Regions from separate parts of the Mus musculus genome. Here all the other regions are linked to region 1. The links are chromatin loops, found by intact Hi-C in ENCODE. Cell type or tissue: left cerebral cortex. All regions are shown on one strand. Each heading gives the region's core, and the rest is flanking DNA. Links, peaks and the distances in the headings are about the cores only. Region 1 holds the start of Ntm (neurotrimin). Region 2 has its middle 100 kb from the start of Gm15521. Region 3 has its middle 19 kb from the start of Gm15521. Region 4 overlaps Opcml (opioid binding protein/cell adhesion molecule-like).

What was found. Peaks named below come from ENCODE experiments on the same cell type or tissue, not always from the same donor. Only the 100,000 strongest peaks of a DNase experiment are listed, where the experiment ranks them.
Region 2: it touches region 1 in a loop (2.9-fold over the local background); 2 of 42 quality-filtered maps call a loop at or near these places.
Region 3: a loop joins it to region 1, with 9 times the contacts of the local background. A loop is called at or near these places in 19 of 42 quality-filtered maps.
Region 4: a loop joins it to region 1, with 11 times the contacts of the local background. A loop is called at or near these places in 21 of 42 quality-filtered maps.

What each region holds. Positions count from the first base shown.
Region 1 is chr9:29,405,594-29,412,997 of GRCm38, forward strand. Ntm (neurotrimin) reads right to left here and starts at 7,092. Exons shown (of 7, transcript NM_001357602.1): 1 at 5,963-7,092. The coding sequence starts at 6,129. In left cerebral cortex, for the core only: CTCF peaks have their summits at 2,548 (motif pointing right), 3,814 (motif pointing left), 5,968 and 6,167; DNase peaks (open chromatin) are centred at 1,519, 2,634, 3,826, 5,227 and 3 more places; H3K4me3 peaks cover 2,338 bases; H3K27ac peaks cover 1,672 bases.
Region 2 is chr9:29,527,551-29,534,954 of GRCm38, forward strand. It overlaps a transcript of Ntm not described here. Among named protein-coding and RNA genes, the nearest start is that of Gm15521, 100 kb to the right of the region's middle. In left cerebral cortex, for the core only: no CTCF peak of the experiment used is centred there; DNase peaks (open chromatin) are centred at 3,816, 4,215, 4,454, 5,034 and 2 more places; H3K27ac peaks cover 3,333 bases.
Region 3 is chr9:29,647,674-29,655,077 of GRCm38, forward strand. It overlaps a transcript of Ntm not described here. Among named protein-coding and RNA genes, the nearest start is that of Gm15521, 19 kb to the left of the region's middle. In left cerebral cortex, for the core only: a CTCF peak has its summit at 3,169 (motif pointing left); DNase peaks (open chromatin) are centred at 3,163 and 5,412.
Region 4 is chr9:28,253,638-28,261,041 of GRCm38, forward strand. All of the region lies in intron 1 of Opcml (opioid binding protein/cell adhesion molecule-like), which reads left to right. Among named protein-coding and RNA genes, the nearest start is that of Gm39313, 140 kb to the right of the region's middle. In left cerebral cortex, for the core only: a CTCF peak has its summit at 6,247; a DNase peak (open chromatin) is centred at 4,224.

The DNA.
Region 1 (7,404 bases), core at 1,425-6,424:
AACCACTTGGCATCCAGATGCACTGAACTATGGCATCCTTATAGAATTGTTTCTATCTCGAATCGTTTGATGTCCTGCTCTGGGAAAACACCTGAAAATATTTGAGGGATTGTGTAAAGCCCAAGGTTGTCGATATCTGAAGCAAAAGATCAATGGTAGAACTTGGAATAATACTTCCTTGGAACAAAACCATTCAGCTCCAGGATTCAGAAAAGGGTCCTGGGGATGCAGACTGACTCTCTGTGTGTCCATGCCACAAACTACATAAACCCTCTTTATGCCCAAGCCTGAAATCAAAGCTCATGAAAAAAGGAACTCCTTGTTACTCAAGGAAGAGCAAGCAAGTATACTAGGTTCATGGAACAGAGGGACTTGATTCAGAAGGTAAAATGCATAAAAGGGGTCCAGCTCTCTGGCAGAGAAAGTGTCCAAAAGCAAGGCCCAGGAGCCTGTTACCTGATCTTGTCATATGAGGGAAAGCCCCACTTTTGTTTTCTGGTCTGTATTAGAACAACAACTGCATCTCTTTTGTGATTCCACTGAGAAAGCACTAAACCCCAAGGATTAGCACAGGTGAAGCAGGCTTGTCCCACACAGAATCAGAACTGTCATGTAACACTGTGCGTTGGTCCAAAGAAAGCAGAGTTAGGTAAGAACTGAGAACATAGTGACTCAATAAACCAGTTGTATCAGAGGCACACCCAATAGATCTTCAGAATGGTTTATTATTCAGTGGGCAAAGCCACTTTCCTTTAGGCACATACAGCCTGGTGAGCCCAGAGGCAGAGATTGGAGGTCATGCTGGATGTATTTTTCTCACACTGGAGCAAGACTGATTGTCATCACCTTCACTACACGTAAAACCATGTGGCTGACCTTCACGGTCCCTGTAATTCTTCCACACTTCAAAATGTTGTGTGTCCTTCGATAACTATTTCTACAGAGTACTTCTGGTAAATGGAAGAGAGACTGAAAACTGGGTTGCCTCTCTGTACCCTTTTGGGTTCCAGTAAAACCCAATACATCCTCCCTTCTGTCCCATAGTTAGTTGAGTTTTCATGTTTCCCATGTTGGTTTCCAGCTCCTCAGTGGGCTCAGCATAATTCTAGAAACTTCCATGCAAGGGAGCATTTGCCCATGTTCCTTAGAGCCATGGTAGACAGGCTGGATGCCTGAGTTGTTCCTCAGGGGAGCACAGTCAGCATCTCTGAGAGGGGGCAAGGAAGGAAGCCCAGGCAGGCTTCCTTCGTGGCATTGCTATTCGGAAGGAGGGAACCCATAAGCAGGGATCAATAGTCCCACTATGAGACAACTGCTGCCAGGGGACTCTAAAAATAGATGCTGGGAAGGGGATGTTTTTCTGCCCTCCTCCTCATCTTAAGTAGGCTACTTTCTCTAAGGTACATCTGGCACAGCATCAGGAACATTTCCCCCAAAGATTGGAAGACTGGGTAGTAAAGTGGCCTGCCAGAGAGGAAGGCACAGATCTCAAATAAGGAACAAACTCCCAGCACAGCCCATCTGTGTGCAGCTCAGGGAGACCTCAGCTCAACAGATGGCATGTATTTGGAACCAGCACACAAGTAACTCCTCAGGAACTACCCTACATCACATGTGACCAGGGCAACTGTGATGGTAGACCGAGGACACCCCAGGTCAAGGGACACAAGGTAAAGAGAGACAGGGGAGTGGGGAGGGGAGTGATCTCAGACACACACTTCTTCAATCATTCGTACAGGTACTGTGTTGATCACTTGCTGTAGCAAAGACACTGGTGAATGCCAATATGCTAAATAAGCCAGAGGGTTTACCTAACCCCAAGAAACTCACTGTACTAGAGAAGAAGGTAACCAAACAAAAGAATGGAATGACTTCAGACAGAGATGAGTGCTCAGGAGAAAGCTGCCACTCTGGTAAGCCAATGTGAAAACACTAAGGCGCTGGGGGGGCGGGGGTTGACATTTGAATTGGGGCAAAATCAGAAATAACTGTGGATAGCATTATTCTTAGTAGTAAGGACAACCAAAGTAAAGCCCTTGGGCAAAGCCATATGCTAAACACTGGGATAAACACCCAAGGAAGACATAGTTCTGCCTTCCAGGACCCTCAGAGTATCTCAGGAACTATCAGAGACCCATAAAGAACCCAGTTTTCTACATCTGGAAGGGGAATCTCTAGATCTACCACAATCTTCTGTGGTACTTTATGGTGTTGCAATATAAAAACTCAGCCTTAATCTTGTACATTAAGTCAGACTTTCTATCTTTAACTCATCCACGAAAAAACATGATGGTTGAGCCACTACAACTCTAGACACAAGACAGGGAGCAGAGACAGTCTCTGGCTTGCTCCCATACCCAGGAAATAGTTCACTTTTGTAGTAGCTGTTTTATTAGTGGAAGGTTCCTCACTGGGCAGAGCCATTGAGTGGCATTCTGATGTTTCCTCAAGGTTTGTACTTGAGCTTGACTAGCCCAGTAGCCATCTTGGGTTCTGAGCTACTTAGTACCATCTCTACTTGTTCTCAGTCCTAACCACTGAGAGCCTCCCTCCACCAGGGGGCACTGTGCTCAGAGCCTCCCCTGTTGCCATCCTAGCCCCATGTATTAATCTGGATTATCTTGTTCACAGGCTGGCCCTGGTGAGTGCACCCAGGACTCCTTCCACACTTCATCTCTTGGCTTTGCACCTTTCCTGAGAGAACCACACAATAAATCTTTATTGTTTGATCACTGTTAACATACAAAAGAAAGTCAGAGAAATCCGGGAAGGCGTGAAGAGTGTTTTGTTTTGTTTTTAACTCATCTGTTTAGTGAGGGAGCTCATGACGTTAAAAGGTGTGATCTTTGCTCTCCCATAATACACTCAGGCCACTCAGAAAGACAGTTACACAACACTACAAAGAAGAAAATGATGGCAGACATTAATCCCCACTGGGGAAGTAGGAAGACACGGTGTTTATTGGGCCCTGATAAGTCTTGGGAAATCTCAATGTACATGGTCTAGTTCTGTTGCTTGCTACTGCTGGGAGTTCAGATAAATGATGCTCTTTGAGTCTCAACTCTCTCATCCATAAAATGGGAGATAATTAAATGAATTTCAGAGAGTAGGGAAGATTAACTGTAATAGTTCATAGTACTATAGAGGCTGGTCAATAAGTGATAATACTACTCAACTTACTAACATCATCATTAGTTAACCTCCTGCTAGACCCAGTTCAAAAATTCCTAGCTATTCCACCTTCATCAAATAATTTTTTTTTCCTGCGAGAGGAGAGGTTAGACTAGGGATCCATCAGGAATTCCGAACAAAGCAAGCACGTTAACAGTAAAGCCATCTCCTCATTTAACAGTAAAATTCTCCAAGAGAGGCTAATTCTTCATGCCAATGCCTCCGTTTTCTCATCTGTAAAATGTGATAATAGTAGCAACTTCATAATGATTATTATTAGAATTCACTTATAATGTTAGGAGGTTGAATGACAGATAGGATATTATATAAAGCACTTTAGTATTCCCTAATACAAGGCGACTTCTCAACAACACTGGGATATTTAGTTTAAAATTCTGTGTCATGTGATCTCACCAAGATGGAAAGTTTAGAAAGGCCTGCAACTCTGTACAGATTGCCAGTGCGGTTGTTTCCTAGTATCTCCAGAAAGATCACTAGAGATAATTAGATAAACTTTTAAAGTTTCTACAAAGTAGAATTTGTTGCTGAGACATTTATTCTCTTTAAGGACTACAAAAGACCTCCAGGATAATACTGATGAGAACAAAGCCAAATAAAAAGTAACCAGCGCAGAAAGCCCTCTGCTGGTCATGAGGGGAACTGCAGTCTTGCTGCAGGGTGGCCTTCCATGTGAGCAGAGGACTTCAGCCCCTATTTCTTGATCAGAAAGAAGACCCTGGATCATCTCATCCCTCAGTTTTAGGGTTCCATCCACTGAGACGTCCACCCTCCTGAAAGTCGCAAAGATATTCGGTCTTTTGGCCTGACACAGCATAGCTTAGATGGTGACCATCCTGATGTATATATAGGGAAGCAGCCTCACCCATATCCTCATAGTGTTGTTTGTGTTCAAACAAGACCACTGTGTGAACTGTCTGCGAAACTGTAAACAAACGCTGGTGTCTGAAAGAGACTACGGCAAGAGCAAAGCAGTCAATACATAATAATGCCCTGTTAGAAACAAGTCCAGGGCCCTGGCACCTGCTGGATACAGTCACTCTCAAAAGGCCATATCCTCCTGAACTATGGGACTACTGCTGTCCTGGGGTGACATTTTGGTCACTCCAATCCCCTTGCTTCCCTTAGAATGTGAGAGTCACTGTGGAGGTCTATTGATAGCTTCAGATCTCTAGGTCACTGACCAACTTCTTTTCTCTTTTGTCACTGTTCTGTGTGTGGATAGGTGTCTATGTGTATCTAAAACAATCCACCATAGATAGTGTCTCTATTTTGTCCCTGGAGGTCTGCTCCCTGTAGCCAAGGATTAGGGTCAGAGGGGGCATCTACAGAACACTAAATTTTCTTGACTATATTGTTTAGAGGTTTGTCTTTGTTTTGAAGAAGTCTGGAACCGATGCATATTTAAAACCAGATAGTTCATCTTAATCTAAAGTAGTCCCTACAAAGTTCATTCATGTGACAATAAGTAACCAGGAGTTCCTTGGAGTCATAAGAGTTAGGTCCTCAAAGACAAAGGATTTGGGGATGTTTGCAGCCCCTTGTGTGGTTTCTTTAAATCACGTGTATTTTTTGAAAATGTCCTCACAACTCAACTCTGTAATATCAGCACTCACTCCCCAAGATCGTCTGTCCTGTGGGTACCCTGTGCACAGTCCACAGGTACTCCAAGCTCATCACTGATGGAACCAGGACATTTGGCACCAAGGCCAAGGTTCATTTCCCAAGAATCTCCACGTTAGAGGATGAAAATAGTTTCCTGTTGCCTGCAGTCAGTACCATTGGCCAGTTTTTAAAACTTTATTAAAAAGGACACACTAAGTCAAGGAGAGGTACGGAGAGTTGCTTGCTCCCTTAAAAATTCCAGAGATGAGAATTTCCCATTACAATCATCCGGCGTGTAGCCCTCCTGTGAGTGGTGTGGTTTTATCAACTGGAAATGGAGTCAGTGCTTCAGTAGCAATATCGCGAGGGAGACAGTCTTGCCCCACTTAGCACAAAATGTAGCTAAGATTCTTCTCCTCCTCCTCCCCAGAGCTTGCAACCCTCAACCCCAGAACCGACCCAACACAACACTAAAGCTTAGGGTTTGCTGAGTGCCAAGTTTTGTACATGCTGCTTTGGTGAGCATGCATAACAATCAGAGCACGGTCCACTCGTGTAGAAGGCATTCTCCACAGACAAATCACAGTCCATGGTACCAGTGTCCAAAAGCCACATTCAGACAGGAAATCACATCTGCCTCTGCCCACCGTATCATGGAACAGACAACCCAGGAAAAAAACGTTAGTAAAATCCAGGCTCAGGAAAAGAGGTTTTTTTTTTTTGCAGAGTCCAGACCCTGTGGCAACTCTCAATGGCACGGGTAGTGCGAGGGCATCCACACCAAGCCAGATCCCTGCTTTGGGACTCATTAACTTCAGCAGGGAGATCATCCATGCTGAGTCTCAGCCAAGCCCCAGGTCACCATAGCTGTCAGGCTCGGGAAAAGGCAGTAGCAGGACCATTGGCTTCAAAATAAGACAGCTATCCCTCACCTTTAACAAACCCTTGGGTCAAAGGAGCCAGGTTTGGAAAGCACAGCTCTCCCCTAGCATTACCCTGAGGTTGCCACATTCCTTGGTAGAGCAGTTAGCTCATCCAGGAATTGTGCAGCGCAGCAAGCTAGGGATCTCTCCACTAGCCCTGGCTTGCTCCAGAGCACACACCCGCACCCCTGCCCCTTTGCCCCAGCCGAAACAAATCATCATTTAGTAGAGTGGCAGTTCCCTACCTGAGGGTGGCGCTCTCCCCCTGCCTGACCGTCACGTTGTCCATAGCTTTGGGAAAGGTGGCATCTCCGCTACGCACCGGCACTCCTGTGGGTACAAGGAATAGCAGCCTGAGAGACACGACCACGAGGCACTTCCAGGGCAGGAACAGGTACCCACAGACCCCCATTCTCGACAGCCACAACTTCCCAGAACTCCGGTAGTGGCACGCACACGCCCCCCGGGCGAGCACAGGAAGTGGGTGGGGTGGGGAGTGAGCGCGGGGACCCAGCGATGAACTAGCGGCGACCGCGCGATGCACTGGGAGGAGAAAAGCGCGCAGACTCCTCCAAGTCTAATATTCCTCCCCTAAATCCAGCCTCAGCTCGCAGCCTCCGAGAACCAGTTTCCACACACATCCGAGGCGGACTTTCTCCGTGCTGCCTGTAGCCAGGAAGGTGGCCAGGAAGGAGAAGCGCAAGGCAGGCAAGCAGGCGCACAGGTGCGGGTCTCAGAAGCTGCCTCTTCCCCGTAGCAGTTCAGGCATGGCACTTTGGACAGGAGTAAGCACTTTGGTATCCAACGGGGTTGTGGCTGGGTTGAATCCAGCTACCCAGATGTGGTCTACGATTCCTCAGTCGAACGAGAGGAAATCCAGCACTTTCTTAAGTTTCAGAGCAAGGCTCGGCGCCAGAAACAATCTGGAACAATAGCAGATGGAAAGTAGAGCACGCAAGAGGCGGCACGGAGGGAGCAAGGAGGCGCCTGCTAAGCCGGCTTCCTGCAATCCGGACTCGGGAATCCTGCCGCAGAGCCACGGTCAACTTGCTCAGAGCCCAGATTCGCGCTGCAGCTTGGGCTGTCTCTGCAGCGCAGCAGCAAGGTTGGAGCGGCGCGGCAGGGGCGGACCGCAGCGGTCCCTAGCCCGCTCTCTGGCTCGCTGCAGAAGACGAAGCGCAGTCGGCACCACCGGAGCCGCGGACGCCACGCTCAGCGGCCGCCCCCGGCCTCCGCGCTGCCTTCCTCCCGGGAGCAGCCCCGACGCGCGCGGGCCCCGACCGCCGGGGTTGTCATGGCAGCAGCTCCATCCCTGACCGCCACTTTCTCTCCTTGCCGACTCCAAGCGATCCGGCTGGCGGGAGGCACGGACTGTGCGCTCATCCTGGCGGGTGCGGGGCGCGGGCGCCCACCTTAACCCCCGCCGCGCCGGGCCAGGGCAGGGCGGTGTACCACCTCTGGCCACCGTTTTAACCATTTCCGGATTTGAAGAGCTAGCTCTTCGCAATTAAGAAGACAAAGTTACTGTGAGGTCTTAATAACCCTAGACATCTTAATAAGGGTCACAAACTAACTAGGAAGAGAAGAGCCTGCAGCATGCATATGTGCACCTTTAAAATGGTCAAATTAATTCTATCAGCATTGAGAGTACATTTACAACGTTAGGAAGATGCTTTAAATAATCTCA
Region 2 (7,404 bases), core at 1,278-6,277, 120 kb after region 1:
CTATTTTCTGTAATTTTTTTTTTATCATTGGCATACTATTTCCTGTAAACTGTCCATAACTTTAAGCAGGCTTGCTTTTCCTTTTTTGCTCTGGTCTCAATCCCATCCCTACTGTTCTCAGAATGGCTTTCTGAAATGGACTATGGCCATCTTCAGGTACCTTCAAAGGCTCTCCTCCCTACTACTTAAAGCCTCAGTTCCCAAGCATGCTTCATGGTCCTCAAAGGTCAGGAAAAATGTACACGTCCACCTTATTCTCTGATTTCTGTTGTAGTAACTGCCAGTCACAGCCTCAGGAAGGATAAGCCATCCTACCAGCTTGCCCCCGCCTTTCTTGCAGTAGAACTGTCCTCGCTCTTCCAGTCACTGAACTGCCACTTCCCATGAACACTCCACAGGCTTCAACTCTGCACAACCCACAGTCAGACCCCCACTTACTGCCAGCTGTTGCTATGTTCTCCTGTATATAAGTCCATGCGCTTAAAAACAGAAGCTAATTCAGCCTGCAATGCTTGGAGTAGTTAGCATCTTCCCTGGAACATACTCTGAGCTTCATGCACACTGGTTGAATTGAATTTGTTCTTAATAGCACTAGAGAGTGTTTCTCACGTGGGGAACAGTGGATCAGGAGTGACATGCCTGAAATGCACTAGACCATTAGTCCAGGAAACACTGGGTCTGGGATTTGCTATTTCATGGCCTTTGCACATTAGTCAAGTCCCTTGTCCTTTCTGAACCTTATTACCTTAGCCAGAATAAGAGATTGGTACCTTTCTAGAAGTATGAGGTCCATGTGTTTCAGATAATTAGAAATTGCATCATCTAACACTTGAACATAAATAGCAATCTTCCCTGTGTTCTTTGAAAGCATATATGCATGTCTGTCCACACCCTTTTCCATGATAGGCACTTTCTTGGGAAATAAAAACAAATGAATTGAAAAACATCCAGGAAATTCTCATATCAATTTTGTGATAGCAGCAAGTTCATCACCGTTAACTTTACCATATTTCTTTTTAAAATATAAGTTTTTTAAAAAAAAAAAACTAGAGTTCATGGAGTTTCCAATTTGATGTTCACTAAGTGTTTTAAAGATTCTGAGCCATAGTAGAATAGTACTTATTAAACAATTATATACAATTTTCCCTATCACTGAAAACAAGGTTCTTCATAAAAGTTGTACTTAGAGGTATAGGAAACCTCAACTGTTGCCTGGAATTGCCAGGTAATTGAATTTAATCTAATTAGATCACCTTTTACAGGAGTGTTGTCAAGCTAAGAGTGTCCTTTTCCATGCCTGTATGAAGATATAACAGAGAATGGACATTTCTGTTTAAGATACAAATTGCAATGATGGATGTCTAATCCGATTTTCCCACCAAAAGTACGCTATCATGTAGGCTACACGCCTTTCTACAAGTGTGGTGGCCAATGTGTTTCAGCCATGACCAGGAACATCATGTTTAATTTTGTGTAAATAATAAAACCACATTTAAAAGAAAGAAAAGCATAAAGCTTTCTAAATCAGTTTGCTCCGTTAAATCCAGCAAATGTTATAAACAACAGAATTAGAGAAGGGTCTCTCATAGTCACTGCTGGTCAGAAATGTGAATTGTATGCTGGTAAGAGTTTTGTTCAATCACAGACAATAAAACAATACATAAATGTGTTACAAAGTCACAAAACAGAAAACGACTTAAAGAATGAGAACTGCAAATTAACCTTTATTGATCATTTGCCATATTCTGTGTGCTGTGTGCCACAGGGTCTTTTTAAAACATTGTTTTCTGAAAGGCGAACGTGATGGTAGAGTACTCTAAAGTTTCTTTTTTTTTTTTTTTAAAGGAAGTAGTAAAGCATTTATCTTATCCATTTAAGAGCCATATGGCTCTGATAGCCATCGATCATACTCAGTCCTGTGTGGGAGGACATAGTATCCTGCCCCACCCCCACACTTATATACTGGGTCAAGTGAGGTCCAACAAGCTTTTACATGAGAGAGAATGTGAAAACCGAGCTTTGTTGAGCATAAATTGAATCCAGGTAAACTGATAATAAAACAAAGACTTTAGCCTGCAGAACAGACCAGAATACAAATGAAAAGGGGGATACTACAACACCGCTATCCTCTGAATTTATGGATTTAATTAATGAAGATCAAAATATTTTAGAATTGGGTTTTTTTTTTTCTTAAACATGTTCGGACATTTTTTTCTTGTCATTATTTTCTAAGCAGTATAGCATAGTCTCTATTTATATAAGATTGACATTTTTAAATTTACTGTTTTATTTATTTATTTATTATTTACTTTACATTGTAATATCAGGCCCCCTCTCCTCCTAGTCCCTTCTCCACCTCTGAGAAAAGGGAGCCCCTTGGAGGCCATCATCCCCATAAGATTAACATGGAATCGGGTATTAGAGTATATGAGAGGATTGTGTATGATATCTGCAAATCTAACATCATTTTCTATAGGGAACCTGAGCATCTGCAAATTTGGGAAGCCTTTGGAATTATGAAGCAGAGCCCCTCTGTATGCCACAAAATTACTTGTCCATTCCCATGCAATAGCAAGCATTGAAGATTGGCAGGAAAGTAAGAGTTATTGCTGAGTCTTTGTTAAGTCTGTGGATTACACACTAAATAAGATTTCCCAGGATGGTTATGCTTTGTTGCAGCATCATAACTTGCAAGTCCCTTTGTGTTGCTCTAACAAAATATCTAAGGCAGGTATGGTGGCTTATCATGTAATCTCAGCACTTATAAGGCTGAGGCAGGAGGATTTCTCCAAGTTTCAGGCCAGATTGGATAACATAGTGAGTTCAAAACTAATGTGGGTTTCAGAGTAATATCCAGTCTCAAAAATTGTAAAGCTTAACAAAAAAATTGCAAAGGAAATATAAACATATTTGCCACCCTTGGGAGGCTGAGAGCATGAGGTGGAAGTCACATCAGTTTTGTGGCTAAGGATTTCGAAGGCTCAGCTTGTGACTGACTGTCTCCTCTGGAAGGGAGGGGCCGTCATCACAGCATAGGTGACTGATGGTGAAGAGAAGACCTATAGCTAGTTCTGTCTGCCCAGTATTTGACAATGAAGAATGTTGTCTTCATCGCTTCACTCCCCAAAAGCCCTACCATTCAACATTACCATGGTGGTGAAGGATCAAACATTCATTTTGGAAGGAAACATTCACAGTGGAGATAAACAGGGCATCCTACTATTCATACAAGAGGAATAGCTACTATTGCAGGTTGAGTGACGATTGCCCAGGATGTCATCCAGACATTGACTTTTGAATAGTGACTATACTTTGCCAAGAGAGCTTGGAGACAGAGTAGGGTAGTGTGAAATGAGAGGTAATTATAGTACTACCAGAAGGAGGGACATGTCCCAATGCAGAAGAACATAGAGTATGATATGTTATGGGAACTAAAGTGATACAGATGCTGACTGTACACAGTGAACAAGAAGGGTGGTGGCTGGAGACTGACCTGTGCAAGCACACAACACTCACGTTGGACCTTGTTAGTTTGACTGGACCCCACTCACCTATGCCTGAAAAAGTGAGGTAGGCTTAGATTTCTTGGCATCTAAGGGAAGATCATTAACAGTTTCTGATCAGGGAGTGCCAGAGTCAGAGTTGCACATTGGGAAGTTAAGCTGGCTTGGGGAATGGTACCTTTCACACCAACTGATCAACAGCCCCAGGGCCAGCATGATGCAAGCAAGAATAAACACTGGCTGGTTCTGTAGGCAGGGATAGATGGAGAGTCAGATTGCAGGACAGAAGTCTAAGTGGGAAGCAGATCTAGGCACCATTCCCACAGAGGTGATAATTGGGACAGTGGGAGGTGATAAGAACAGCATTGTAAGAGAAAGTATGAGGAACAAAGGGTGATTTCTCTCAGGGGCATTGAGGAACAGCAGAGCTGATCAGTGGTGGACCAGTAGTGGAGGAGGCTGAAGGGGGGTGGGGCGGATATCAGGTGTTGCTGCCAGAGAGGGACGAGGTTTTATTATCACCAGTAGTGGGTCACTAAGAAGGAAGAACTATGTGAAGGAGTAGGTTGGATTGAGATCCAGCCAATTCGTTTCATAATTAATAACTTGGTGATCAACTTCAAGAGGGAAGTTGGGAAAGTGTGAAGGCAGAAGACAGGTGGCAGAGCCTGCAGAAGCCTAGACAGGCTGGTACACACTAAGTGCAGAATGTTCTCTCACAAGTTTGTCAGAAAGAGGAAAGAAAATACCCTGGAAAAGTCAAGCTGGTCCCCTTGCCATAGGGGGAAAATGATTACTCCAACTTGCCTCACGTGATACTCTGCAACGCTGTGGAGTTTTAAAGATGGAGGGTACTCGGTAAGTAATATGTTAAAATTATTTATGGGGTTTCTGGTTCTCACCACCTCTGAACAATGCAGAGAATGATCTGCATCTGTCTGGTGGTTCACAGTCACATACTCAACACTGCCAACTTCCACCCAAGCCACAGACATCGCTTCACATTTCAACAGCAGCCAACACTACCCACCACAGTGGACAAACTTCGATTGACAATCCCAGGAACAATTCCTTGAAGTGGATCAAATACTCTTGAGGATTTTAGCTTTTCTTGCAGTCTGTCAGGTTAGGCAGATACCATGGTCATTGGCAGGAAGGTGAGGTCAGGTAAGCTCAGGGCCAGGGAGCTAACGTTTGCCTATATATACCCACAATGTAAATCAGGAATCTAATGATGGAGGGCAAGCCAACTGATACCTCACCCTCAACAGCTCTTCCTTGGACGCCTGTCCATTAGGCATAGCTGTCCTTTTGCCTCAGGGCAGTCCAGTTACATCAAGACCTTCAAAGTCTTGCCATTGGGGGGAGGGGCAGTGCTCTTTGGCACCAGCATCATATCCCCTTCTCAAAGATATTCCCATGTGTGAATGAGGTGAAGGTAACATCAAGGGGCTACCCATACTAAGGAAGAACAGAGAGGAGCCAAATAGCTAGAATGCTCTTCTCATGCAAATAGCCCTAGCTAAAATGGGAAAACCCAGAACTGGCAGAAAGAAATGGAACAGGAAAGAGATGCAAGAGAAAAAGCTGAATTCGTTTTGAGTAAGAGAATTTCTGAGGGACATTAGCCACTCTTGAAGAAAATGATAATGCTTTCTCCCTGGCATTTATTAAATTCCCACGACTCTCTAACGTCGAAGTCTTTGCTGTTCATTTGGAGGATGAGAAACTTCAGGTATATTCAGAAAAGAGAATCTCCCTTTCACAGGCGTAGTAATGGCATCAGTCACTGCTACCCGGGCGGGGCTTGAGGAGGGGAAAAGAAAGCGAGCTCACATCATTTGAGCCGTTGAAGGCTCCTAGGGCAGCCTGGGTGGGCAGTGCCAGGCTGGTTTCTGGAGACTGCTTGGGAGACACACAAACCAAGGGGCATAAAAGAAAGTTTAGAGTGCCAAAAGTGTTACGAAAAACAGATTTTGCAGCAAAGCCTCATTCTGGTGACACCAGTAATTGGATACGTCATCTAATTGGTTTCTTTATTTGTGATACTATAAATAGTTCACTACCTTCTTTACTGTGAGAACAAAATGGGGTAGAAATACAAAAACACATGATAAAAATGGTTGAGATGGTTTAGTATAAACACCAGAATCTAATACACAAGTCTGGGGATTAGCTCTCAGCTGCTAGAGTACTCGTCTAGCATTCATAAAGCCTTGTAGCTGGATTCCCAGGACTGCACTAACTAGGTGTGGTGGCATATGCCTATAATCCCAGCAAATGCCACACTCAAGTGATGGAGACAGGAGGTACAGAATACCATGGTCCTGCTCAGCTACAAGTTTTGAGCTAGCCTGGGAAACACGAGACAGCATCCCAAATGCTGCTGCTGCTGCTGTTAATGATGATGATGATAACACACACAAAAAGGACTAGATTTTCCATGTAAGGCTTTTATTAATAATAAGGACTTTTCAAAAAATGACATGACTGTGTTGTGGGAAAACTGCCACAGAATCTTTTTCTGTAAGCTGGAAAAATCACAGTCTTTAAAGGTGGGATCTATGGGAAAGTTTAATGTGTTGAGAATCCAGTGAGTGATCAAGGGAAGTGGTGGGCAAAGCTGCTGGCTTGTTCTGGGCTCAGCAGGAATCTGGCCATCTCAGGATGTCTGCCTGCCTCCTCGGGGTAGCCACTCCAACATGCCATGGACCCAAGGGAGTTTCCACAGACAAAGGCATTCTACCCAGATGGTCAGTGTTCTGATTTAAAATCTGGCTCTGGAAAAGGCCACTTTTTGGCTCTTTCTTTTTTTTTTCTCCTCCATAGCTTGGTAAAAATAGTACATATGGCTCCCTATGGTTTTGCTTTGATGCAGAGGTGACTCATTCAGTATTGTGTAAAAGTGCTAATCTGCCCCTCCCAACACTTCTGAGTTCTTTAATTTCTCTGACACATTAATTCTAACCCCAGTCCCCAAAGCCCCAACATCCCTGAGAATCCCAGAACAGAAATTATAGCAATTTCCTGTAACCTGAATCAAATTCCAAGGTTGGAGAGCACGGGCCAAGTCCAGCCATTAATTCAAACAACCCTATGAAAGATTGTGGTGAGCAGCTGTGATTCCATTAAAGGGGGCAATTTCAACTCCATTTCCTTGATAAACAGACACAAGCTCACCCCTAAATTGGGCTTGATAGATTTGATTAGGGGAGAGTTTTTGGAGGTTGTGATTTCTACAGGAAAATTGCTGTTTGATGTGCAAGGCCAAATTGCACTTGAAATCTCCTTGGGGGCTGGGGCCGGAGAAGGAAGAGGAAAGCACACCTAGCCAATTGCCATCATCCAAGCAGCAGGGGAATCAAGCTGTTGTATTCACAATATCTGTTAGGTACGCAGCCCGTGTGTGGTACAGAAAGCATGTGCACTCGGGGGAACCCGTGATTAAAAGCAACAAAGCCAAGTGTTTAAACAAAGCAGAATGCGCCTATCCAACTTGTGTGTCCCATAGGAGTCTGCTGCAGGGCTCTGGCTGGGGACACCTGTGGTTTTCTGTTTCTGACTCCGTGCTGAGACCCCAGGGATCTGGACTACAAGGGATAGGAGCCCATGCTTTAGCTTCAGAGTATAATCTCTGCTCACAAACAGGATAATGGGCTAAGTGACAGGGAAACTTTTTAGCCTATCTGATTTGCATTTAGCTTGATGGAAACTTTACTTCTTTAGGCCACGTCTGCCCGAGGAGGCAACTAAGACTGCAATAGTTTTTGAAACACTAAGGATGAAAAAGTTGGAACTCTTTTGCATTTGTTGGTAAATCCATTGTTGTTGTTGTTGTTGTTGTTGCTTTTTGCACAAATACTAAAAGGGACACTCTGATTTCCTCAGCATTGCCCATTCT
Region 3 (7,404 bases), core at 978-5,977, 240 kb after region 1:
ATACTGAGACACAACCCCCCCTGTTTTGGGTCCCTGTTCTCAGACCATCTGGTGTTGTAGTGTTGCTCTCCTAGGACTCTGAGTGGAGAGCAGACTGTTTTGCTCCCAGGATATTTGGAGCAAGGCTTCCCTTAGCACACAGCCTGGCCTCTTCTGGAACCACACTGTCTCCTCACCCTCGGGGGCCTCTAGTCCGAATATGCCATGTTTCTCACGGCCTGTTGAGTAGAGCATTTTTTCCTTTTCCCCCACAAGACAGTGTCTGGTTGCATGGTTTTTACTTCTGTATTTCTGGATACAGGCGTCCCCGAGGGCCACCCTAGCGGAAATGCATGCAAGGGGTTATGCAGACCAGCTGTGGGTCAGACTTCCTCTACCAGGTGGATGGCAACTGATCTTTGTCTGGCAGCTCCTCCGGGGTTGCTGTGTGTCATTCTGATCTTTTCAGGGACACACTTCTCTGCATCCCTCTGAAAAGACGCTACCCTGGACTTCTAGAACTTGCAGAATTTTCTTTATAGCTCAGATGGTGTGTGTGTGTTTGTGTTAACTCCACCAGGGAGCCTCTCTTTCCAACTTCTCTAACCACCCAGAATCAAGGCCTCTTTGGGGAGCTCTGGGTGCTCCTCTGTCAAGTTCTACAAACACAAAGGCCCTGGAATACACTCAGAGAAAAGACATATGATGGCCCCACTTTCTGAACACGCCCTCTCATTGTAAAACAGCATCAGCAGAGTCTAACTCACAGGACTCACAGGTGGATATCGCCTCTGCCGGCATTGACTACAAACAGCGTAGTGCCAGAGTGCAGGATCGTTGTATGCAAAGCAGAGTGACAAATGTATAAATGGAAATGAAAATCTATCTGTCCTGGGAAATAGACATGTGACCAAAAGATGATATTTTTCTACTAAATCTGAAAAATCTCTTTTATTACAAAGTTTCTCTGGAGAGCTGGCAGATGGTAAGTGTGGGAAGGGGTAACCTAGGGCAGAGTGCCAGCTACCATGAGAAAGGTGGTGTAGCCTTGACTCAGGCACTTAGTCTTCCCACATGCCTGGGCTGGGGGAAGGGATGGTGGGACAAATGTGTGGGGCACAGAAAACCCCGAGTTCGTGTCACCCTTGTTGACCTTAAATTGTCTGCCTTGGCTTCTCATATGTCATCATTGACCACTAAGAAGCAGTAGAGTGGATTTCCTTTATCTCTCTAGGCACTGGGAACACAATGGGACCTGATCCTGTGCCAAGGTACCATCCATCTTCTGGGCCATATTGGAGCAGTCTAGTGGGTTCTGACATTGCACCCAGCCAAGAGAAGTGGTTACAGCTTATCCATGCAGCCCTGATCTGTTGAAGGATGTCTAGGAACAAACCAACTTCTCTGTCTATGCCTCAGTTTCCACATCAGCAAAATGGAGCAAGAATGTCATCTACTTAGAAGACCGATGAGGGGGCCGTGAAAGACAGAGTCAGGTTCATAGCACATGAGCCTGCACGGACCAGGCTGTCAGTAGCCCAGAGCTATTTTTAGTTTCACTCTGTTAGATTTTGTGATCTGAAGGAAAGCCAGAGCATAAGGTGCTGGCAAGTCTAATGACTTTTCTATTTCTCCCACGTTGCCCCTCTCTCATTCTCACCTCTGTGGCAGGCAGAACATCACTGTAATAAGATGATGGGGAGAAGCCTGGAAGTAGATGCCCATGGTGCCTCTAGAAACAGAGATGTTTTCCAAATGGGGTGCTTCATCATGGAGGCAGAGCCGTGAAGGAGCCTTAGCTTGTGGCTTAGCAAAAGAGAAGAAAACTAAGGCAAGGCCCAAATGCCCCTGGCCTGAGGCATTAGCCAACCAATCCCTCTGGAGGCCTGCTCCTCCTGGTGGCTGTCACCTCAAGTGTGTTCAGATCTGTCAGGGAACGTGTGCCTTCAGGGGGATGAAGGGCAAAAGCAACATTTGCAGGGAAATTGAATTCTACGAGATAAATCTTAGAAGTCTCTCCCAAGAGCTGAGCTGGTCTTTGAATTAAAAACCACGAGACTTAGGCTAACAGAATAACTGTCCCGTGCTAGAATTAGAAAGGCTACAAATTCTGGGTCCACCATTTCCCAACGCCCTGTGCCTTCTCTGGGATCCTTAACCATCCAAGACTTTAGAGATGGCTGTGTTTCTCAGGGCTCAAACTACACAGGGCCAGTGCAAAGTCCCCAGCCGCCTGTGTCTGCACCTGGTAATGGAGGCCACTCATTTCCTACCTTTCACTATGACCTAGATCCATATGAGAAAGGAAAGCTCACTTCTCAAATGCAGCATAAATAGTTCAGGGTAGAACAGCCTCACTGGTATGCCCTCCCTTCCTCTGCTGGGGACTTGGTTCAGCAAACATCTAATTCATCGGCCAGGGTTTGTTTTTAAGCAAAGACAAGGCTGGTGTAAAACGAAAACTAACTAAATTCATTTTAAAACTCAAATAGTGAACCAACTAAAAGTGTATGTTGCAGAACAGGACAGTGGTTTAGATGTCCCAAGAAAATCTTTGCTCAGTCCTTTAGATCCGAGTACTGCCCCTTGACACTGGCGGCCATGTTTCAATTCAGAATGCAGCCATTTGGTCTGACAGGGAGACAAACAACTTGGATCTCCAAACCCAGGGAGAAGCTGATATCCCCCTACAAGTATCACCTGCACCCACCCACATTTCTTTCACAGCATGAACTGAGCCCTCCTGAAAACTATGGGAAAACTCCAGAAAGACAAGGAGCATGGAACTCCTACACAGCCCTGCAGCATAGCCCCAGAGAAACCGGTGGAAGAGAGGTGCTAGGACCACCGGTGTTGCCTTCGCCAATTTAGAGCTCAACTCTCAGACTTCTCCAACAGAGAAAACGACACATCTGATGGGATCTGAAAGCATTGATCTAGGACTTTTAAGAAGAATCACCTACATGCTGGTTTCTGACTTAGTGATCTGAGCTGCGCCCCTCTGTCCAACTCTGCTTTGCAAATCATTTTACAAATGTAGCCCGGGTACCAAGAGGAAAAGGGAAGCTGCTTTCCCTGATTGCCTGCCTGTCTGCCTGCCTGTCTGTCTGAGAACCCTCATTTTCATTTTAAGGAGTTGGGCTTTCATCCTAGGCAGTGTCTTCCCTACAGGGGGGTAAGGGTGCCCTCTAGTGACAAATCTGAGGATCTGCAGGCAAGGTTGGAGGCCTGCATCTGCAGACTCCCTTATCCAGATGTGAGACCGCCTGGCAGTATGCATCGCACCCCTCTGGGGTTTATTAGCCTGCTGTAATGTCAGTGCAATAATAACCCCGGGGAGGCCATTACACCACTATTTCCATCCAGAGGAGGGCTATTCCATCAAGTACTCCAGAGGCCTGCTTAGTAAATGAGTTTTCTTTTAAAGATATGTTCACTTGATTGCTTTGCTAGAGTGCATTTGGCACCACATGGAAATCTGTAGGGGAATGGAGGACGTGCAGGGACCTGAGGACCACCCATGAATCAGCGGCAAAGGAAAGGGCAAGATATCACAGCCTGAAGGCCATGTCTTCCCTGTGGCCTTTGGTCCCTCTCTTCCAGTGGCCCCGACCTTTAATAAAGTTCCTTACCTATTCATCTTTGAGTTCTCACCCACAGCCATGCAGCCCCAAGACTCATCCCAGTGCTGGTTAGCATTTACTCATTCAAGTCAGGCTCTGTGCAGGATGCTGCCACACCCAGGAAGCAGAGAGGCACAGAGGGACATTTCGATTACAGAGAATGTGTAACAAAGGCCAGTCGCTGTCTGGGTGCTGGTCCTGAGAGCAAGCATCTTTTCAGTCCAGACGCTGAAAGTTAACAATCACAGCAGGATGCAAACCTTAGGCTCTGTGTAACCCTCATAAGGTCACTAAGGGGATGGAGCTGGCCTTTGTCCCCTTCCCAGAAACCCAAGTTGAAAGAGGGCAAGGTGCTATATTAAAACGCTTGGAATAAATAAGAAGGGGGCCTGAGGAAGGCAGAACACACACACCCCTACACACACTATCTGTATATGTATTCCTAGTGGATCAACAATGCACCAAGATTAGCATCTGACCACAGGCATACCCTTATTCACATGGCGTCATGTTTCACCCAGTTACAATTTTCACTCCTCTTGAAATTTTGACCTAAGAAAATTATTGTTTAAAGCAATGCCAGAGGTAATGCCTGTCCCAATAGATGCCCACAGAAGGAACACACCCTCCTCAGGCCGAGTCCGTACTGGCCAAGCATCTGGTTGTCCTCTCGAGCTATAAAATGCCTTCTGGCCCTGGCTCCACCTCCGACACCCTCTGACCCAACCACCACTCAGCCTGCTGGTTTCTGCATCCTACCGTCCTACAGGGGCAGGTGTACCTGGGCTGTAATTGTCTCTAATTAGCTTCTCTGGCACTTGGAACCTTCCCCAACCTCCAACACACAGCTAAGTGGTTCTCCAAAGAGGATAGAAATGATTCCATACCTTTGAAAACATCAAAGGAGTTCTTTTTTAAAATTGACCCCATTTTCATTCACAGCTCCAGGCCAGCCTTGAGGTTGTACCCAAGTGGGGTTGGGTTCTTGTATGTGTACAAAGGGGACAAAGAATTCCTGATAAGACACAAGCAAGGCCTGGGGCGTCTCTGTGGCCCAAAGTTCCCATCCACTACTGGCTAAGAAGCATCTTACTTGGCCCTTTCCCTGGCTATGATAAACTATTGGGAGCCAGACACAGACAGACGTGCTGATCCAGAGTCACAACAGATGGCCACAAAGCAGACCTGTTACTCCTGATGCTGTGACTAGATTAAAAATGCTTGCATTGAGGGTTTTCTCTGTGCCAATCCTCTATATTCTAGATGAAATTAACTCTGTCTGGAACTTATGTATGTGTTGAGTGGGATTACACTAAACAGATAAAAACAAGTAAATGTATAATGTGCTAGGTACTGTATATGCCAAGGAAAAGACAGTAAATCAAGGAGAGAGATGGGACATCATGTAGTTTCCTCTACACGTGGAGAGTGGAAGACATTTCTGATAAGGGACAATTGGTGATAAGCCTGTGAGCTACAAGGAAGAAATTATCTTGCTGTTAGGACATGGAACATCACAAGGAGACCAGCAAGTGTAAAGGCGTTTGTGGGTGTGAGCATGATACCAAAGAGGTGCATGACCAGGGGAGCGCAAGAGCAGAGCCCAGAGACTGGTGACTAGCAAGAGAAACAGCACAGCAATTGTCTAGCTCTGGCAGCTACAGGTGGTGTCAGCTGACTAACCCAACAATATTCTCAGCAGTCACACCCATCCTGGTGCTGTTGGCTGAGCTGTCCTTGTTGCACCATGAATACTCTCAGGACCCGCGTGTGAAGGTCTGAGTCTGGCCTGCCAATGGCTGCTGATCCCATATCACAGGCGTGTTTGTTCCGGGAGCCAGATGCAGGGCTCAGAACTGAATCGCTGGGGAGTGTATATTCAGAGCTAAAAATCTGTGTGCCAGAAGGAAGCTGGGGGGGAGGGGTGTACACCGCAATTACAGCCAGCCCTCCTCTCCCTTTCCTATGGTTCTTGGAACTCCTTGGGAGCTATGACCAGGTTCTGGAGGCATCAAAAGTACAATGTTGCCAGCACCGTGGCGGTGGCGGCTGCTGAGAAAGGGCTTTGCAGCCAGGGGTGGGGAGAACAGGGATGGCATTGGCTCTGTTGCCTGCAGAAGCCACCTTGCTGTGTCCAGGGTCAAGCTTTATAATCTCTGGGATGTCATTTGTCACTCAGCCAGAAAGATCCTCCCAGGATTGCTCCGGTCAGCCGTGTGCACGCACATTTGCTATTGTGGCACTGGCGGCTAAGCTTCTCTCTGTGTGCTGTGTTCCACCGGCCATGTATCTGACCTCCCGGAATGCTTCCCAACATATTAGGAGATAAAGATCTCAATATTACTAGTGGAGGAAGCGAAATTGAATGAGGCTAACCCTAATCATCTCCCACATGGCCAGGCCAGCGAGTGATGGAGTTTTAAGAACCCAGCTCCGGGAAACGTGAAAAAAGAGAATTTGGTCCCATCACTAGAGCCTCTTGCTGCTGCCTTCCATCCTTCAGCGCCTGCGCTAAACTCCATCCCTCACCCTCTTACCCCACCCACCCCACCGTCACCTCTGCCAGCCAACTTTCTTCTCACCACCACCACCATGGCAGTAGGAGGAGCAGGGGAGGGCACATTTACGGAACTCAGTCTGCAACGGAGATCCCAGCCATTCTCCCAGGGGATCTTTGTCACTAACATCCAGCTGCCTGCTCTCTGCTAAAACTGTGTGATTTCTGAAAATGGGAGCACCGATGCTGGCTCCGGGTCAGGCCACCTGCAGAGGAGCCATCCACACCCTCTCCATAGCAATAACGACAGGATTTGTGGCTTCATGTTCCAAGCATCCCCAGGGCAGTTTGCCATGAACGTTTTGACAGGATGAACCCCAGACACACCTGGAGTCTATTTCTGCAACTATAAACCCATCACTCCGTACAAAACTCAAGGCCACCAGCCCAGTGTGTGCGTCTCCACGGTACCTCCAGTGTACACTCAGTGGGGACCTATCTCATCTGTATTTTTCTGGGACCCATTTTTTTTTTTTACATCCTCTATGTCTCCTGGATGGGAGACTTGTGTGCTCATCTTGGAGGATAGGTCACTTTCCATCATCCTTTTGCTCTAAGCGTGGGTTCCCTGCTGTGGGCTCCCCACTGAAGTAGCTTGTGTGATGAACACATTCTGGGTTTCTTTCTTGCCTCAATTTATGGAACAAAGAAGGTGGGGAGCTACTCCTGTCCAAAGAGTGGTGATCCACTCACAGACACTTTGCGAGCATTCTTTTGCTTAGGAATAGCACAAACAGACTCTAGGCTAGCTTTGCAGTTGGGAAAGGAAGCTGTGATCTCAGAGGACAGGTATAGGTGAAATAAAACAACAATAACAGCAACAACAACAACCACACACACACACACACACACACACCTTACAATGAAGATAGGATGGAATTTGCACTATTAGAATTCTAGAACATCCCATAGGTACGTTTTCTTGTTTGTGGGCACAGAGCACAGCTCCTGTGACCCAGTTGATGCTGGGTTTATCTTTCAGTTAGTTGAAAGAAGGGACCCCAGACCAAAGGCTAAAGAGCTGGAAGGGAGCCTTCTGAAAGACAGGCTTCAGATCTGGCTGGCAGAGATTAAATGAATTTAAGTATCTTTCACTTGCAGACACTAAGCAAACTGGAGCAGGGTATTCTCAACGTGGGCTTAAAAGGACACTATCATCTGTGGCATCAAAAGGAAGACAGTTCTTGCCTGGGCGGCTATTTTTGTGTTAAAGGACTTGCAGAGTCCTTTGTCTCCACTAGAGGG
Region 4 (7,404 bases), core at 1,470-6,469, 1.2 Mb before region 1:
GCCTCTGTCTTCTTCAAAATTCCATCCTGTCTAGCGCCTGAAATTATGTCACATCCCAACAAAGCTGTAGTGATGAGAATCTTACAGGTACACACCCAGTATCTCACCTGGGCTACCAGGGATGTGAGAGGTACCAATTGAAAAGATAGTTCAGACAGCAACCTGAACCTAAAACCGTTGTCCCACCAGGACAGGTGGAAGCATAGATATTGAAGAAGGAAATCTCCCTTCTCTGGAGAGCCCTTGGGTGCACACATTTTCGATGATTCCTTTGATTCTGCAGTTTTAAGCCTTACCTGACTCGCAGCTTCCACATGCTAAGTAAGTGAAGACTGGTACTGGATTTTTGACTCCATTCCAAGTGTTGTCTTTTCCAGTCTCCCATCCCCGTCATCTAGAATCATTTCAGCTGGACAACATTTTCGCATTGACTCTTTCCTCAGCCTCTGGAGTCCAGGCTGACACCCAGCTCTGCGGCTCTCTCAGAACCCGAACCCTGATTTTTAAAGTCACCATTTGGAGCTTAGAACCCCAGCAATTTTGTGATGATCCAGAGCCACTGCAGATGTTGGTCCCCAACTACTGCAGGGCACATTGCTCTGTCACACTGTTCTACTTCAAATTCATAGCCTCTATTGTCATTAATGGTTATTGTATATATCCATGTTGTATATATTCATGTATTATGTGTATGTTTGTATGCTCATGGGCATATATAATATATACATGTATATAATATATATATACATATATATGCTGTTACGTCTTTATTACATTATGTTCTTATGTGTATGAACATTTTTAGGGCTGACCATTTGTCACTTGTCAACTAGTTGGTGTGCTCTTCCCTGGGAGCTCTATCCCTCTTACTCAAGAGATGGTTCAGTCATTAAAAGGTGGCCTCACACCCCAAAACATAAGCAGGAAAGCTTTTAAAAGGGATCTAAGACTTAGTGAACATTCATTAGTTTATATTTTTATCATTGTTCCATTTATGAAAATTAATCTTTTCTACATATTTTACACAGTCACTTCTTTCTATACACACACTCACTTTTCTGTGTTACTTAGGTTGCATAAATAACTGCTATATAATACATCGGACATATTTATTTGTTTATAAATGTGCGTGTGTGTGTGTGTGTGTGCATGTGTGTCTGTCTGTCTGTCTGTCTGTCTGTCTGTTTGTTTGTGTGTCTGTGTGTGTGTGTGTGTGTGTGTGTGTGAATGGCTGAGTCTAGCACTAGTTTCCTTGAAGCACAACTGAAAGCATTTGATTCTCCCACTGTCTCTCCCTTCCTATGACTGGATGGGGCATGTCTGGTGAGGTATCTGTCTCACCCAGCTCCTGGCACACAACTGCCTAGAGCTCTGTTTTATAGATGAAGAACATCTGTGTGTTTTTTTAAAGGTACCCCCATTTGACCCTTTAAGGATGTTCTGAACTGCTGAAGGTTTGTCCTTTGCTTTGTGACATCAACCAGTAGCTGTCATTCAGTATGCAGACAGGGGCATGAGTATGCCCTGCCCCCACCTGGTCCTGAAGAGGCTAGCATGCTTTGCCAGCAACATCCCTGATGCAATTTCCATTCTATGCTTTCAGCTGTCTGCCCTGACCACCCAGCCAGCATGAGTCCAGGCAATGGGAGCTAATTATAACATTAACTAAGACAAAACATAATTACAAAGGAAGCTATTGATAAACAACACAAATTTATGCATTCCCCAAACAGCCCCACGTTACTCAAGCAAGCATCCCTTTAGACCGCCACTTCTCCGCCATTTCTGACCACAGTGTTTCAGTGCCTGAGAGTGGAGAGTATGAAGACATACTCCCTTGGTCCTCAGGCAGGAGACCTGCCACTCAGGCTTCTGGTCACTCATGTCCCCAACTGAAGACTGGCATCCACTTCCTCCCTAGAGAAGCTGGGTGGAGATACCAGAGCCTTGAACCCAAAGGGAAGGAATCCACCAAGTAGCAGAATTGGCCCAAGGGGGAGAGGGGGGCGGGGGCAGGGGCTTTGACAGAACAGGGACAATCAGTGAAGCAGAGAAAATTGACATTGGAAGTTGTCTATTTGAAAGACAGGACAGCCTTTGCGTGCTACAGAGCTAATTATTATGCAAATTTATGCTAATAAACTCTGCCTTGAATGTTGTCGAGAAGCTGCCTTTTCCCGTTAACATAGCTGTAATGAGAGGTAAATTTGTAATGCAGATGCCCGAAGTAATATATCCTAAATCATTTTATGGTGTAAGGGGCTCTCTCACCCCACCCAGCACAATGTCAATTTAAATTAGTTTTTGCTTTACATATTTATTGAAGCTTTATTTATTGTTAATACTTACTAAGGACACAAACTAAAGAGCTCCTACTACTTGGTAGAAGTGGAACTTAATCAGAGTGGGGGTTGGCCCTCACTGGTCTGGAAGACTCTAGGGAGCCTTTTACTTTCCCTCAACTGCCACCACAGTACCACAATGGAGGGACTGGCTTTGTCCATGAATCTGCCCCCTCCTCAGAGCTTCCTATCACCTTAGCCTCCACCACCACAGAATATGTCTAGGCAAGAAGATCCTCACAAGGTGTTCGTGAGAATTAATTATATTGGTCACCTCTTTCTCTGTGTGATTTTAGCTAGACTTCCGGAGAACTGGATGCTGCTTACAACAGGGGAGAGGCTGTCAGGGGTGATGCTGTTGGTTCTCTGTGGAAGTGTGCAAACCCACTGTGTTGTGCAGTGCTGGGGCTCTCACACATAGCCTCACATCTCATTCACAGATGTCAAGGTGGGTCCAGCCTCAACTTCACATACCCAGGAACAAGTCCACATTCCCTCTGCTCACTCTAGTTCTGGGCATGTGATTCCAACTGTCTCGTGCATGGGAGGGAATGGAGTTTGAGCTAGGAGAGTTGCTTTTAAGCAACTATGGGCCACCTTGATTTTACACCAAGGTCTGTCACTGTCTTAGTTAGGGTTTCTATTGCTAGGAAGAGACAACATGACCACAGCAACTCTTATAAAGGGTAACATTTAATTGGGGCTTGCTTACATTCATCAGTTCATTATTGTTATGGCAAGAGGCATGTCAGTATGTAGACAGACGTAATGCTGGAGAGAGTTCTACATCAGTATTGGCAGGCAGTAGGATGACAGAGACACAGGGCCTGGCTTAAGCATCTAAAATCTCAAAGCCCACTCCCAGTGACACACTTCTTCCAACAAGGCTATACCTACTCAAGTAAGGCCACACCTACTTCAACAAATCCACACCTTCTAATAGTGCTATTTCCTAGTAACTAAGCATTCAAATCTGAGTCTTTGGGGGCTCTTTTTTTTTTTTTTTTAAAGCCACTACAGTGACTGGTCAGAATATACACATTTCCTGCTTTGAGGAAAGAGGAAAGCATCTTTGTTTGGTGTTCCCATCTCCCTTAGAGTGATTTTTGTTTTGTTTTGATGTTTTAATTCCTACTTTGCAATGGTCAGACTGAGGCTTTGTGGTTTTCAAGTAGCTTGTCCAAAGTTAATCCACTTATCCTGCATCCTTTGTAAAACCCAAATATACACTTTGGAGTTCCTAAACTCAGAGTTTCTTCTAAGAGAGCTCAGAAAACTTCACTTTTCACATAAGTCATTTCAGATTTTAGATATGATAAATTCAAACACCTTTCCAATCATCGCCCCAGATGCCAGTCTCTGTCCATGTAGACAGCTGTCCCTTGCTTTGGTTGGTCTCCTTGTACATTTCCTGCGAACTAAACTTTAATTTGTTATTTATTTAGGGAAAAGAGTCTTGATGGGTGCTGTTTCCCTCTTTAGTTAGTTACATATTTCTTCTAGGGTGCACAGTCTGAGGATTGCTGTGTACCATAGAACCATTAAAAAAGGGGGAGTCTGTAAAGAATGTGGGCGGCTAATCTAGTGGAATGAGATGTCAACCACATATACTAATTCATGTATACAGATATTCAAGGGGATTCCAAAATGTCTGCTGCTAAAATGCATCACTCCTTGTCAGCTACCTAGATTTTTCTTATTAGCATAATTCCTCGGAGTCAAGTGATCCTGACAGGCACTTCTGTGATCCTGTAAATTCACACTGCCTCGGGTGACACATAAACTTTATGTCAGGTTACTTGACTAGCAAGTGTTGGACAGATACTAGTACCTACACAGCAAATTACTAAGAGAACAGAGCCCTGAAATTTTGATGGAAGATTACACTGCAAAAATGAAAGTGGTGTTTGCTCAGAAGACAGATGGCTTCTTCCTTCCCTGTGACAGAGACCAAGCTTGCTGCTGGTGTGTGTCTCCTCTACACGCGTGGGATTCTACCTCACAGGGGAGAAATAGTTCTAGAACAACAAAGAACCCCTATTAATCCCTCACCTTAAACGAAGTCAGGAGAGCTAGAGTCTGGCTCAGTGGTTAAGAGTGTACACTGCTCTTGCAGAAAACCTGAGCTTGATTCCCAGCACCCACCCTGCTGACAGCAGCCTCCTGGAACTCCAGTTTCAGGGCATTGACTGTCTCTGGTTTCTAATTGTATACACAAACACACACACACACACACACACACACACACACACACACACACACACACACACACACACACTCACTCAGTACTCAAGTAGACATTGTTGGTGAGACTATTAAAAACACAGGGAAAAGAATTCACATCTCCAGAATTCCTCCTTCAAAGATCACTTTCCTCCCATCTCTGTATCTATCACAAGGCTGGCTTGTAGACACACAACGTTTGTACATTCCCCCATGGGAAAGCCTAGTTTTCCAGGCGAGATGACAACACTTTCCCAAGGGATTGAGCATCCCTGTGTCAGAATCAAGGATGACTTTCTTGTTCTGAAGAGACAAGGAACCAGGACACTACAATGGATTAATAAGACAGCAGGGGAGGCTTCAAGGCATAAGTCCTTGTACCTGGCCCCTGGGCCAAGCTGTACTTTGGGCATAGAAAGGTGAATTCACAACAGCTAGGAATCACTTTACTGTTTTTGTATCTTAGTGGGTGACCTGGTGAAATGTGGAATCAGATTAGCACATAATTATGCCTCTCTCCTACCTACAGGCTTGTTCCCCTGGGAAAGAAGTTGAAATTCCGCCATCCTTTTGTTCCTTGATAATTCCAGGCTTGCTTATGAAAGAGTCAGGAGGCTATACTGGATACATTCAAAGCCTCTTTCAGATCCCTGGCTTTAAATGGGCAAAGAATATTTGCACTATCTGGGCACTGGCTATGGGTTAAAGTCCCCGTTTCTGAACAGGTTATGAAATTGATTTACTTGCCACAGGGAACAGCCAAGGATATGATGGAGGATTGAGCCCATCAGGGATCCTGTTTCTGTCCTCATTCACCATGGCCAGGATCTCAGACTGTCCTACAGTGGCCATGGGAGACAGGGCTCTGAGACAGCTGAGGTGTCATAGCCTTTGTGTCCCTTGTGTTTCTTCTGCCCAAAGAGAAAGGGCTTCCCTTCAAGCAGCACGTGCTCTGTTTGGAGAGAGGGAATATAGTCAGAGAAAAAAAGAAAAGGCTGAGCGAGGCAAGCAGACTTCCAAGAGGCAAGTGAACAATTGCTGCAGGAGGGCCTGGAGATGCTTTGTCTGTGATGGGGAGAGATGAGGCTGGGTGGGAATGGAGAAGTACCCTTCATGTGCTCCTGGAGCTGTGCTCAATAGGGCTGACAAGACCCAAGTAAACCCCTACAAACCCACCACACCCTATCCAGTGATCTGCTTGAAGCATTCTGTGCTTGCAGAAGGACACTTAGGGGGAGCAGGTGGACCAGGACCACAGAAACCTGTTTGGGGAGACTGCAGGCAGGTGTGAGTCGGTCATAGAGCACCCAGCCTCATGTGGAGGTTATCACTTGTAAATAAGAGAGACGGGTTCTACTTTGGTACCAGGGGAAAGATATAGAAGTTGAGCTCATCCCAGATGCCTGGAGATTTCTGAGTACTCACAGGATTCTACCGGTAGGTAGAAAATTCTAATCCCTGAAACTGTGTTTTATACATAGAATTATTAGACACAATGCATAAATTAGCTCCTGGCTGTATGTCCAAGGCATATAGAAAACATAAATAAATGTTGTGCATAGACTTGGGTTCTGTCCTGAGAATGCCTCTTATGTATATGCAAATATTCCGGATTAATCTTTCAAAACCCTGAAATCCAAGCACCATGGAGGAGTGACCCTCAGCTTGCCATGCTCCATCTGCCCAGGAGAGGGAACATGTGTGCAGCCACTGTGTACAGCCCTTGGCTTGAGCTCTCGCTCTCGGCCACCCTCAACTGGGGACAGTGCCCTGTAGATGACCCACCTTGCAAGGATCGGTGGGATTCAGATCTCCCAGGGACACAAGCAAGGGTTCATTTATGGTGACGGCAGCAATGTGCTTCCTCCCCAAGCTCTGGTCCCTTCCCACTGGCTTGGCCTGGTGGGCTCCTGAATGGAATTTAGATGCACCAGTGCTAGATTTGCTCAATACCATGGGACCCAATCCAGACCTGCCCCAGACTCTTCAAGGGTCAGATTTTGAAACTATGCAGTCTGGGGCTGGTGAGATGGCTCAGTGGGTAAGAGCACCCGACTGCTCTTCCGAAGGTCCAGAGTTCAAATCCCAGCAACCACATGGTGGCTCACAACCATCTGTAACGAGATCTGACGCCCTCTTCTGGTGTGTCTGAAGACAGCTACAGTGTACTTACATGTAATAAATAAATCTTAAAAAAAAAAAAAAAAAAAAAAAGAAACTATGCAGTCCTACCCTCCCATAGCTAACTCCTGCCTGCTCAGCTCCAGCAAGATGGTGGGGTCACCGGCTCTCAAGTAGCAGACTTAAGTATTTTTCTCTGCTCTTTCTCTCCAGGTGATGCCACAGGGTCCTCTCAGTGGCCCTTATGCAGGAATGTTTCATCATCAATGCAGTCTCCCCTAACCCTGGACAAATACCCACCTCTATTCTTTCATTTCGTTTTGTTTTGTTTTGTTTTGTTTTGTTTTGTTTTGTTTTGTTTTGTTTTGTTTTTGAGACAGGGTTTCTCTGTGTAGCCCTGGAACTCACTTTGTAGACCAGGCTGGCCTTGAACTCAGAAATCTGACTGCCTCTGCCTCCCAACTGCTGGGATTAAAGGTGTGCGCCACCACCGCCCGGTCCCACCTCTATTCTTTACTTACATGGTCCTTGTTACAACAGTTAAGTAGTTTTGTCTTCTACTTAGGCTTCTTGGTAACTGCTTTATCCTTGTGGCCATAATATTAAGTCCACAGCCGGAATCTGGGTCTATTTTGTTCAAAGTCTCATTGTCAGTACATAGTAGCCTTCTAAGAAATGAATGAACCTCTAAGAGTGAATGAATGAAGCCCGGCTTACA